2 separate regions of the Homo sapiens genome follow, and region 1 is linked to region 2. The links are chromatin contacts, found by Hi-C or POLR2A ChIA-PET in ENCODE. All regions are on one chromosome and are shown on one strand. Each heading gives the region's core, a stretch centred on a gene start or an enhancer-like site at or near the end of the contact. The rest is flanking DNA. Distances are from core to core; before and after follow the strand shown.

Region 1 (6,309 bases), core at 789-3,288, 47 kb after region 2:
GTTTTAAAAATGCAAACTCCTTACGGGCTGCAGACACTCACACGCGTCTTTGTATTCCACCACCACCTTTCCCCACCAGATACTCAAAAGCACAGAGTGATGGCTCTGTAAATATCTGTTGAACAATGAACACTGTTTTTGAAAGTGGAAAATGCCTCTACATAACAGGTTATTGCCAAAACTGAGAAGTCCTTGGAAGTCTTTAAAAACATTTTTCTATGGCTTGGGAATAGTTTTGCTGAAGAAAAAAGAACAAATCAGATGACCTTGCAAGGCTGAGTCTGCGAATTGTATCAACTCTTTTAAAGTACTGCCTAATAATTCAAAAACAAACTATACACAAATGCTATTTACAAAAAGAGGAGCATTTATTATAATATACAACTTTAATAATAGAATGTTCTACCAAAAATTTGAGCTGTTCTTGTAATATTGGTAATATTTAGAGCTGTGTCCAAGGATTGCATAAAAAGCCGATTTACTCTCTTATTTCACACTTAAAAGTAGTAGGACAGAGAGAAAAACTGGCCATCTCAAACTAGTAACAGTACAAGATACTTGGAAGCACAAGTTCATAACATGGACATATTGATGTTATTGTGTGCACATCATCACTAAAAATATACCTACTGAACTCTAGAAAAGTTAATTTTGATGATAACAGCTTCATTAGTTTCTACGGAGAAGACATACAAAAAGTTTTCGTATTCTCTTCTCCCCTATTCAATGAATCTGCACAAGTTAAGTTGGCTAGTATTAGGTTACTTCAAAATCAGTTCGAATAAGGCCATGAAATGACTGGAAACATGCTGGTGTCTCCAGAAAAAAAACAGGGTTAACCACAAAGTTCCAAAATCACTGAACCCGCTTTTTAAATAACATCCTTCAGAAAAAAAATCTCAGTAAATCTCAGCAATAAATGGGACAGAAAACTGGATTCCACAGGAGAATGCACACACAAAAACAAACAGCACTGCATAGGATGAAAATCAGGATCTAAATTAATATGATGGCTATTCACCGAAAATGTAAGAAAGATTAAGCAGAGATTAAAAGCTAAATTTATAAACAGATGTTTTAAAAACCGTTAACAAGAAATTTAAAGACATTTATTTATTTTGTTCTAATATTGTTATATTCTATGTATTGTTGAGAGCCAACTTAAGTCCTTTGGAGATGAAGCTAGAGTGTAAATAAATTCTTGTTTTCGATTGTAGTATAGCACAGTATACAATTAGTTTTAAAATAAAGATCATTTTCGGCCAAAACGTGTATAGGCTTCTAAAAGGTTACGTTAAAGCTATAAAGTTTTCCAAATGATTTTAAAAGCACTTCTAGTTTTCCTAGGGCCGCCTAGTAAAGACAACTGGTTCTAAATACAGTTTCTAACTGGACCAGTGAGTAAGGGAGTTCGTTATCTAAAAAGGATCCTGCATTCCGCAGAGCGCAGCGAGGTGAGAGTCAGGGCCCGGCCTGGGACCGGAGGTAGCCGGACGAGTTTAGTTACCTCTCTGACAAGGAACACCTGGGCTGCGCGGGCGGCAGAAGCAGCCGCTGCAGGTGCGCGCGAGCCTCGGCCGCAGCAACGAACGCCGCCCCTGAGAAAGTTGGACTCCCGACCCTCGGCAAAGCAAGGAGGCTCTTTGCCGTCCCCAAACAGCTTCGCCCCGGGCCCGCCGACCCGGCCTGGCCCCACCGGGAAGAAAGGGCTGGAGCTACTCACCGTGCAGAGAGAGGAGCAGCAAAGGCGCCAGAGGGGAACGCTGAGAAGTCATCCCGGGGCCGCAGGGAGCGCGCCTGCCTCCTACCCGGCTCCCGGTCGCAACAGGAGAGGAGCGGGCGTGAGTCTCCGCGCTCTTGGGGCAGCCTGGTCCTCCCACACCCAGCGCCGGGCCGCTGTTCCCCGCGCAGAGCTGGGACTGTCAGACCCACAGACGAGCCAAGTGCAGCTGCAGCGCCGCCCGGCTCCGCGGACGCTGAGCTGTGACCAGAGGCGTTCCGGGCTCGCCAGCCGTGCCACCCAGCCCTGCCCCAGGACTAGCCGACCCCTCGCGCAGTCCGGGGAGCCACTCCCCCCAACTCACGCCCCGCTACTCCAGCCGCAGCTCGGCTCCTCGCCGCGCCGCCCACTCGCCCCGCTTGGTCTCCAGGGCAACCGCGGCTCCAGCGCGACGCCTGGCGGCCCACCCGCGGAGCAGAGCGCGGCGCGCAGCTGGCGCGGCCCCCGCCACCTGTGCACCGCGCCGCCCGCTCCCCCGCACGCCTCCACCAGCTCCGGGAACCGAGGGGTGGGCGCCCTCCTCGCCGGAGTTAGGGCCCCTCCCTTGGTCTAAACCCCTCCGCAAACAGGTGGTGTCGGCCTGATGCATCCTGGAGAGCTCTAGCAATGACTTTTCCACAGCCTTCCTCTGAGCCTGCAAGAGTCTTTCCTGTTGCAGTTTTCGGATAATTTATATTTGGCTTTTTCACTTTCAGTCCTCTCTTATAAAACCTAAATAATCTGAAAGAACCTGACTCTGGCAGAATTAGGAATTCCTAATTTTACAGTGTTTTGGTTTTGCGCTGTTTCCTGGATGCCTTTTCACCTTTCTTCCTTGAAAAGTGGATAGAGGCTGGACCATGCCCCTAACTCCCCATTCCTATCAGAGAGACTGCCATCTTCTCTTGCCCCTTTTGTAAACCTTATGTCAACTTCTAATATTTTAAGTTTTCCAGCTTAAACGTTAGTGCTTTCTTAAACTGACCTTAAGTATACATGTTAACTAGTGGGGTATGTACATTTATTGTAATCGTTGTTTAGTTGGGTTTTTTGTTTTTGCTTCTTGTTTGTTTGGGTTGGGTGGGGAGAAAGACTTTCCTAGCATCTGAAATTGTTTTACTTAAATATCTACCTACATCTTTTCTTGTAAAACCTATCTTTATTCTCTTATACTGGGCTCTGCTCTTTATTGTACAGCTCATAGTCACTTCCTGCTTCAGCCTCCAAACTGAGCCTTCTAAATTTGAGGACATACCTGCCCAGGGGATGCCAACCCATTTTGGTCAGTTTCTACAGCAGCATAAATTAGGGTTCTCGGAGCCATTCAGAAATTGAGCCCTCATCTGGCAAATACAATCCTCCCAGGGAAACTCAGAAACAAAAATAATATGCACAGAAGAAAAATATGTAAAATATTTTTTAAACATACATTTGGACAAGGATTGGAAGATATATGTAAAATTAAAATATCAAGATGGTGGAGTTATGGATGTACTTCTTTTTGAAAATGTGGATATTATATTTTTAAGGTTAAAAAAATGAAACATGTTAAGAAATGTTAATAACTTTTAACAAGAATATCCTGAAAGGATAAATTTTGATTATGAAGTAGAGATGCCTCAACTTTGCTCACTACTTCCAACTTGCTAGAATTCCCTACCAGATCTCTAATGGCAAGAAATAAATGATATGACAGTAGAGTTTTTCATATTAATAACAAATTTAAATTTCCAACTATGATATCACGAGGCTCATTCTCATTCTTTTAAACTCCAGGGTAAGGACTAGAGTTTCTTTTTTCCATCCAATTCAATCCCTCACCCTCTCTTGTACATATTCCTGCAGTCTAATCCAGTCCTAAGCAGGGTATAAGAGTAAGCAATATAAGAAGAAAAACAAGGAAGCGGTCAAGTGATAGGAGCTACTGAGAGCAACTCTTCATGTCACCATAATCCCAGATATAAATATAGAGGCAGAATATTTATCCTTTAAATAAATATCCTTTAAATAACCTAATAATCTGAGCTTAAAGCTCTGATAAAGCAAGTTATCTGATATATTTATCGCATCAATTTAACAACTATTTACCAAGTACCTACACTTTGTAAGGCACCAGGTTTAAGGTTAAACCAAAAAAAAAAAAATGACCCCTGACCCCAAATAAGTTCCAATTGCATATGGGCTATATCTGTGCTATCATAAATAAGCAGATAGAGTTCTGCCTCTTTGTCACCTAAGGATACTTCTGCCTTGCCAGGCAAGAGCTACTGAGTCATTAAGAGGACAATGCTCACAGTTCAGTAAAGGAGCCCTTTCAATAGAAAAAAAAAAGTGTGGCTTCTGAAGGGAGAGTGAGGATGATCAGATTTCAGGAGGCAATCCAGCTGCTGAGAAGCATGAGGGCAGATGGTAGATGGTGGACCAGAAGAAAGCAGATCAGGAGTACTAGAAGCTCCAAGTGCTGTACACAGAGGCTTCCAAGGACACTCTCCCAGGAAACAAAAAGTGTGGTTTTTAAAAAAATTCATAGAGATAATACCATTGACATATACTTTGAGTAATTTTTTATTAGTAATGATGAGTTTCACCAGCTCTTTTATCCTAATCTGCTTTACGACCACAGAAGGATTTCTTTAAATCCCTTAAGTATTCTGAGTACTAAAGACAGAGACAATATGTTATATTTGTGTAACACTTTACAAATTTCAAAGTGCTTTCACACCTATTATCTGATTTAATCTTCACAGCAAACCCAGGGGGGATGGGTAAGGCATGTATGATGACCCTGTCTTCACACAGGAGGATACTGTGTCTTAAAGCTATCTGAGGGTAACACTGTACTTGCCTCCTAAAGATTTATCCCACCTCTGCCCCACCATGATCACTACCACACCCAGACACCACCTGAGAAGCTATAAAATTTGGATGAGATTGGCCCCACCCTCATCTCTGAGAGAGTTATAGTTGGTCTACCTTACCAAGAAAGAAGTGGAGAGGGGAATGATCAGGATGAGGAATCCTGGTAGAAGACTCTGCTATATGGCACCTTTGACTCAAAAACATTGATGACGTGAAAATAAGTCAACTGCTAAAGTTCACATTTTAATCCTAGGCAGGCTCTCCTCAACCCATCAAAATGCTGGACCACTTCTTTCCACAATCAGTTAATCTGCATTCAAGAATGGAAAATTAACTTTATTATTAGCTTAGGAGGAACATAATTAAGAAAGAAAAATGATGTAGGGAATTATAAGGATTTCCAATGCCAAGTATAAATTATTTTTGAATTAGCTATTTTAAGTTTTTAATACCTCAGATCCCTCTTCATTCATATATATAAATTAAAGGTTAATTGCATTTAAGTTTTGGTCTGTATTTGTCTATGGAGTGTTTTATAAGAACATTATTCTTAAAGTTAGGAAAAACCTGTTTGATCCTTGCTTGAGCCAGTAACTCATTCTGTATATATTTTAACCCAGCTGCTTAGAGCCAGCATATAGTCTAGAGCACAGTTTGGTCCTTTTAGAAGTAAAATTTTAGAGGAATTTTTCTCCCTCCCCCTCCCCCTTTGCAAAATGTCAAGAAAAGCTCTAAAATGACAATAAAGGAATGGGAAACAAAATAGTGGCATCATTACAGTAAGAAAGAAAGTAAACCAACAAGTGTTTATTGTATGTTGACATAAATAGACCACTTAATATTTTAAAACAACACTCTCAAATTTTGGATTAACTCATAACGTAGATATATTGATATCTTGTTGTCTTTCTTACATCTGTTTCTTCCCACTCCTCTGTCAACCATTCCTAGATAGGATTTACAAGGAGCTAAACAGCAATATCCATCCTCCTCCCCATAGCCCAATCCCTATCACTGTTGTGAATATTGTCAAAGTTTCCCATCTTCATCCATTTTGGGAAAAGTTAGCTCTTTTTCTTGAAGCCCTAATTTATTTTTGGGTAAAGTTACTCTCTGAGCAGGGAACATTGTAACGAAATGCTACTGAATTAATTCTAATAGCAAATTTAAAATAATACCACTAGGTTTTTTTAGGACTTGAAAAAGGCAATAGCATAAGTAGCATTTTGTATGTCACCTGAAAAATTTTTGTATTTTCATTTTTATAAGGAATATAATTTTCAAATATTCTGCCAAGTTTCTTTACCAGTTTTCATTAAAGGTAATATGCTTCAGATTAATTCACTTGATTTTATATTGGGGTATAGGAAGTTACCTCAGTATTTTCCAATTCTGAGGTGTTTTCCATAGAAGTTTAATTTAAAGTGCAGTTCAGACTTTCACTTCCAGCAACAAAACAGGTTAGAGACCTTGATTTATTAAAAATGTGAGATTATATATTTTTATAATCTTAAATGAATCCATTGTAATCTTGAATGAATAAAACATGGAAAACTAAAGCCAAAGGCTGCACAAAGGAAGGAATCCATCTACAGTCCATTCTCAACACAGCATCCATGGTGATCCGATGAAGTCAGATCAGGTCTGTCCAAGACCTTCCAATGGCTTCCTGTATCACTCAGGATGAGTCC
Region 2 (6,405 bases), core at 3,529-6,028:
AGAAATTCAGTCTAGTATCACCTTGTGAATCCATCATCTCAACATGCAGCCTCCACAATCCACATGGCAAAGGGCTTTGAGTCATAAATGACACATATCACCTCTACTTTTAGTCTACCAGTTAGAATAAGCACATAGCCCCAACATAATTGCAAGGAAGGCAGAAAAAAACAGCTTAAGTCTGGCTCTAAAGATGAAAACAAAACAGGACTAGGTGAACATGTAAGCACTGCCTCTGTCACAATAAGATATTAACTGTATGTATAATTAACTAACATGTGCCTGTAGGTCTTTATCTGTATTAACATCTTTGATATTCACAACTAACCCAAGAGATAGGTATTATTAATATCATCTCCAGTTTACAAATAAGGAAACTGAGGTTCAAATAAGTTAAGTAACTTACCTAAGTGTGTAAGTGGGCTAGCTGAGATTCAAATCTAAGAAGTGTGCTCCAGAATACATTATGGCATACGGCTTCTCAAATATACAAGACACAGTTAAGGACACTGGCCCTCAAATATGTGTAGAGCTGTCATATGAAAGAAGGGTTTAGATGTAGTCTATAAGTCTTAAGAACACAAAATAAAGACGTAATACTGAGATTAAAATGTAAGCAGAGTATTTCTGAGTACCTCCTATCACCCAGGCACCATTCTAGATATTGTACATATATCCTATCCATGCATCAAAACACTTCAAATGAGGTGGGTATTATTATTCCAGTTACACAAATGAGAAAACAGACTCAGAGAGACTAAGTAACTAGCCTAGGGTATTACACAGAGCCAGTATTTAATCCCAAATCAATCTGGCTTCAGAGCCTAAGCAATTTTCCACTATATCTCACTGTTAGTTATTCAATATAGACATAGTAGATGCAAATCCCACTCCATAAATCACAGGGGTAAAAAAAGTAATATAATTATTTTTATTTTTTTCTATGTCTAAACAATTTCAGTTGTGACCCCAGTTGAGAGGCAGAAACTTAATCTTGGCACATTTCCTCTCAGGTCTTTCTGCTTTTTTAGCTTCCGTCAGTGGGTGGGGTAAGTCATGGTAGGGGGAAGTCCACTCTCCTCTAGAATTTATCAAACCTTCCTAGGGGGTTCAAATACAATCCCACTATCTAGATTCATTCAGCCCCCTACCCAGCTCTCCTTCCTCTTCTAGTCTATAAAATCTTTTTTCTTGACTTTTGTTTTTTCAAACTCAGTCTTATAGCCAGATTCAGGCTTTGTAATTTCTGAAATTCAAAAAAAAAAAAACAGACATTTGCCTCTTTTTTACATCCTGCTGAAGTATCCTTCCCCTCCCCTTATAACCAGAAAAAGCAAAGCCGTCAGAAGGTTGCAGAAAATAACAGGGACACAAAGCACATTGGTTAATGTATCATGATATCTCCATGTTATGTAAGGAAGGCCCTTCAACAATTAATGTTGCTGAAAATGAAATGAACTATATGAGATCATGAACCTCCCAGTCAATACAAAATGTATCTAAGAAAAGAACTGCTGGTCATGTAGCCAGAACATTAAAGAGGTTTAAAAGATACATATGAATTGGGAGTAGGGTATAGTGATTGGATCTGGGATGTTTTACCTTAATGGATAGAAAAAAATAGAAAGAAGGGAAGGAGGAAGACAGACAAACCCATAATTTCAAGGGAGCCAGAACAGAATGGCTGATTTTCCATGTAAATTCAAATGAAAGAGGGTAGGAAGAGACAGGTTACCATAAATCTCAATATTGACAAGAAGATAATTAAGGAAAAATATGTATAGAAAGTAAAGGAATAAATCAAGAACATCCAAGAATATGATTTCCTAAGATCTCCTGAAATAAAATGAAGTGTACCCTCCACGCTGAGACAAGAGGAGGGAAAGGTAAGGGAGCAAGGTGAAGGTGTAGAAGATTATCCCAAAAATGCAGTGCTGCAAAAACTGACTGAAAGCTGCCACTCAGTGACACCTTGATTCTGATCTAAAACCACAGAGCCCTTCCAGGAAAGAAAAGGCAGGATGAGTCATGTGAGAAGATAAGAAGCCATTGCCACCAAGGCATTTACATTTATCCCTTCCACAGCCTAAGGAATACATCCGGACTTTTTCTAATAATTTTCTCTAAACTTCTGTCTGAGATCTAATAATGAAATAATAATAATAATAAATTACTTTAAAGCACTCCCAGAGGCATCAGAATATATGCTGAGCCACATTAAAATGCAGCTTGGAGTTATGTAAAGTATCACATTAAAATTTAAAACCCTTCAAAATTCAATCTTGTTTAATTTCAAAGCTATATCTCAAATCAAAAGGCACTATGGGAATTGAAAGAGAAAAGGGAGATAACAATATTCTATCTCCATTAATGAGAGAACTGAGGTAGGAGGGAAGGGGGGAATCTACTGGATATTTTTAACGACAGCTTCATTTGTGACATATTCTAAATTTCTGTCTCTGTCACAATGCAAAGACAAGGGGATCATTCTACTTGTTGTTTCTAACGTCACTGTCATCAGTGAAGACTAATGTTCAAAAGCTGTGTTTCTGGCCTTGACCTCTGTGAAGCCCCAGACCTACCTATCAAACTGGCTGCCGGTCTTCCCTCCCCTTGGATAACATCCCACAAGCAGAACAAATTCAATTTGTCTGAAACTGAATTGATCATCTTTTTCCCCAAATCTGATCTTTATTTGCCATTCCAATTACATATACCCAACAAAAGAACCTAAGAGTCACCCTTGACACTTTTTCATCCTTTACAATGAAACTATCACTCATTTTACCTCCTAAATTGGTCTCCTCAATTAGTCTCCTCCTCTTTATCCCTCTGCCATTTGCTCTTTCAGTTTAGCCCCTTATCATCTCTCCTCTGAACCCCTGGCACCAGCTTCTTGATATGTCTATTCCTCCTTCTCCCTTGTCTTCCTGAGCACCAGCACCAGAGTGATTCTTAAAAAATGCAAATTTGATCTTGTCACAACCTCAGTATAGAGCCTTGAAATGAATGGCCCCCATTCTTTATAGGATATAAGTCAAGTTTCTCAGCACGACAAAAAGGACTTCCATGGGCTGGCCATTAACAGCTTCCCCTCCTGCCACTTGCCATGTCACAAACTGCAATTAAGCAAGCCTGAACAATTTGCAGTTACACTTGTTAGGCAACTTCATACTTTATCTTCCCTCATGTACTTCCCTCTGCCTGGAATGTGCGCCCTCTCTTCAAGGAGCCACAGTTCAAAAATCCATTGCTTTACCTCCCTGACTTTGTGCCACCCCTCACTCCTCTCCCGCTGAATGAGAGCAAGTGCCCTCTACCTTACGTGCAGAGGAACCAGTCATGCCTCTAAAGCACCCATCGCACCCCATTTAAATGTCTATTCACTCATCTGTTTTCCTCATTAGACTGTAAATTTCTAAAAGAAGCTGCCTTCTCCACTCACAGTGCCTGGTATGCAATAAATGTTCATTGAACTGAACTGAATTTTATTCATTAAGTGCCTCAATTTCTGCTTTATACTATCTGTAACATTTTCTGTTAGTTTCTAATATAGGCACAAGTGGGGAATTTATAGTAAATAATAATTTGTATGCTCAATTTAACAGGAAAATGGAAAGGAGCTTTTACTAAAGTGTTCTCCAGGTCAGCAGTGCATGGTGCCAAGTACATACTTTCACCATGTTATTTAATATGTAATATAGCCATGCATGTTAAGCAGTGGCTATAGTCTGTTTTCACAGAGAAGGAAACTACAGCTTAGAGGGGATAGTAAACCCTTCCAGGATTTTCTAGCTGGAAAGGATGGGTTCATATTGAAATATAGGTTTTACATGTATACACTAGTGCTTCTCAGGTAAGAAAGAGAAGAACACAGAAATTGAGCAAAAAGAAAAGGCAATACAAAGAATAAATAAAAGAAAATTTTCTAAGTTCTCCTCCAGTCTCACAACTTCCTCTTTTCTCCACATCCCTCAGCAGAATATGTGACTCTGGGTAATGAGGTCACTCTAAGACCATGGCTGTTGCTTAGAACACAGCGGTAAAGGAGAGTTATGGTTAGCAGTTCCATAAGGTTAGGCACTAATTAGATTCATTTATCTAGACATCTGTCCACTAAACCCTTGCAACCTATCTCACAAACACATGGACCAGGAAAACGTGTGGAAGCTCAGGTTAAATCCATCACCATCCTTACAAATACAACTGGAAGTACTAACCTTCCTAATGGTGCTTCCACATTTTGGTATTTGAAAGATACTATAAAGAGGTACAAGGCTCAGCTCTGCGAATGGAATGCAAAATAGAATGCCTAACTAGAAAAGTGAGGCCAGATAAGTGTGAGGGTTATTTCTTGTGTTCATCCCAGAGGATGAGAACACCTCTCCTCCAGGAAATGGGTGAGGACAAACTGCCTCTCACACGACACCCACATATATTCTAGGTTTAGGGACACTGGGAACAAATGGTGGACATTGAGAACTATGAGGTGGTATGAATCAGGGCTTCAAGCTCAGGAGTAAGGACTAAACCAAGTCCAAAGCCTGACACTTCTAGAAGTCCTGCCTAGTAGTGTGGAGCCATAAAAACAAGCCTGGCCTAGTCAGTGGAGGTAATCTAGTACCAATAAAAATTGCTTCTGCTGCTAAACAATGTTTGGAGCTCATCACTCAGAGAGTTAAAAGGGCTACGATTCAGGGACACCAGGCAAAGAGCCCAACATCAGCAGCCTTGAAAAAGACAAGGAAGAAAAAATGTAGCAGCAATTCACTAGGCATGTGACTTGAGATTTGGCAGGCTGCCTTGGCAGGGCTGGACAGTCTGTGGGCAGAAAATTCACATATTTTTTTCCTGCAGCCAGAAGCCAAGAAGGCACAGACAGACGAATACCAACTCAGATCCTTCAACAAGCTAATAATCAATAAGACCTTCCTAAGGAGAACAATGAATGAATAACCACAACTTTCATCTGTTTTACACATGCATATGACTGATCACCATTACTCCAACTGGGCTTTATTACTTTTACAACCTTAAACAGTTCTGTAATATATTAATTGGATATCAATATGCAACCAATCCAAGTTTTCTCACCTGATAGGCAGACTGCTAAACAAAGGTCTGAAGCAAAAGCAAGGGACAGAGTTCAGCTCAAGTCAACCAACGTTAATAGGGCATGAATTAAGACACTGGGCCAAGAGCAGCTAATACAAAGATGAATAAGGTATCTTTGAGGAAAGTACAGTATACTGTAGGAGGAAAAAAAGCAAAGAGAATGTCAATATAATATCCTAATTGCTGGCACAGTATGTACATGATAGTGTATGAAGATCACTAGCCAGGGTTAAAAGACCACAAGCAAAGCAAGCAAATGTCAATTAACCCCTGTGAGGACTAAAAGGAAGAGTTAAAAAGCTACCCTAGAGATAATTCAGTCTGGAATTCAAATGAGGACACATGTTAAAAAGGGAGTATGACCTGCCCAGAGTCATACAGTTAGTTGCAAAACCTAGGCTGGAACTCAGGTTTCCAGCGCTTTCCACCATAGCAGAACACTTTTCCAAAATCACAGGAAATTGGGCAAGTTGCAGCCTTCCGAAGCTGGGAATATGACTTTCAAAACTGCAGATTCTAAAGACATATTGATTAACGATCTTTGATTAATGATCTGTGAATGAGGATGGGGGAAGTGCATGGCAGCTGGCTGTCCTCGGGGTGGGAAACTTGGAGGACAGAATGGCATCTGCATGTGGTTTGTCAGTAAAAACAAAAAGCTTAAAAAAGCATTGCATTTGTAACTCAAAGCAACTATTTGCTTAAAAAAAAACTTGCTTCAATGGCACTACGAGTTCTATTCTCCTCTCCTACAGCAAAGAACTGTTTTATCACTTGTGCTAATAATATGGAAATGTCTCCTTCCTGAACTGTGAGGTTTCTCAGAGATCAGCAAAACTGAAGCACGTTACAACATTAATATCTCTACTTCAGACTGAGTTAGAAAGCTCTTTCTCCAGTAGACTTTCACTATGACATCATGAAGTTCTAAGTCCCATATAAACTAAAAGAAAACCCTACCCAAAGAAATGCAGGCCAGTTGTGATTATAGGGTAATAAGACCAATGCTACCCTTAATTCATTCAACAAACATTTACTGATTAACCCTGTGTCATGAACTATTTTAACTAAGATTTTGAGAGGAGGGAACAAAAGATGGGAAGACAAAACACAAGATCAATCAGACACAACCCTTGTCTAGTGAGGAAAGCAAGAGCAAATACACAAGCAAAGGACTGTAAAATTGTTTGATAAATGTTACAAAGCAATGCTACCCAAAATGTGGCCCTGGACCAGTGCAGACCTGTGAATTGTTGGTTGTTGATCCACAAGAAGATGGCTAAATACACA

Evidence for each region. Hi-C counts contacts between places; a loop is a spot of excess contacts on that map. ChIA-PET counts read pairs that join two places held with the same protein, here RNA polymerase II (POLR2A). Pooled maps may share reads with other maps.
Region 1: a map of dorsolateral prefrontal cortex shows a loop between it and region 2 (6-fold over the local background). The contact joins the promoter of IGSF11 here to the enhancer-like site in region 2. A Hi-C loop is called at or near these places in 8 of 168 maps with a recorded cell type or tissue (adrenal gland, dorsolateral prefrontal cortex, head of caudate nucleus and 3 more), 2 of 37 single-sample maps with no recorded cell type and 14 of 50 pooled maps. POLR2A ChIA-PET finds 5 or more read pairs at or near these places in 2 of 52 experiments (Panc1 and activated T-cell).

Annotation. Positions count from the first base shown.
Region 1 is chr3:119,032,808-119,039,116 of GRCh38, forward strand. It overlaps IGSF11 (immunoglobulin superfamily member 11), which reads right to left and starts at 2,039. Exons shown (of 7, transcript NM_001015887.3): 1 at 1,724-2,039. The coding sequence starts at 1,775. RefSeq lists a silencer at 1,960-2,319.
Region 2 is chr3:118,982,918-118,989,322 of GRCh38, forward strand. The region is part of intron 1 of IGSF11 (immunoglobulin superfamily member 11); the gene reads right to left. Among named protein-coding and RNA genes, the nearest start is that of IGSF11-AS1, 43 kb to the left of the region's middle. Within about 2 kb of position 4,779, at least 5 of the 41 ENCODE cell types and tissues checked have a DNase peak (open chromatin) inside an H3K27ac peak, as active enhancers do; they include adrenal gland and dorsolateral prefrontal cortex, where a contact is called at or near this core.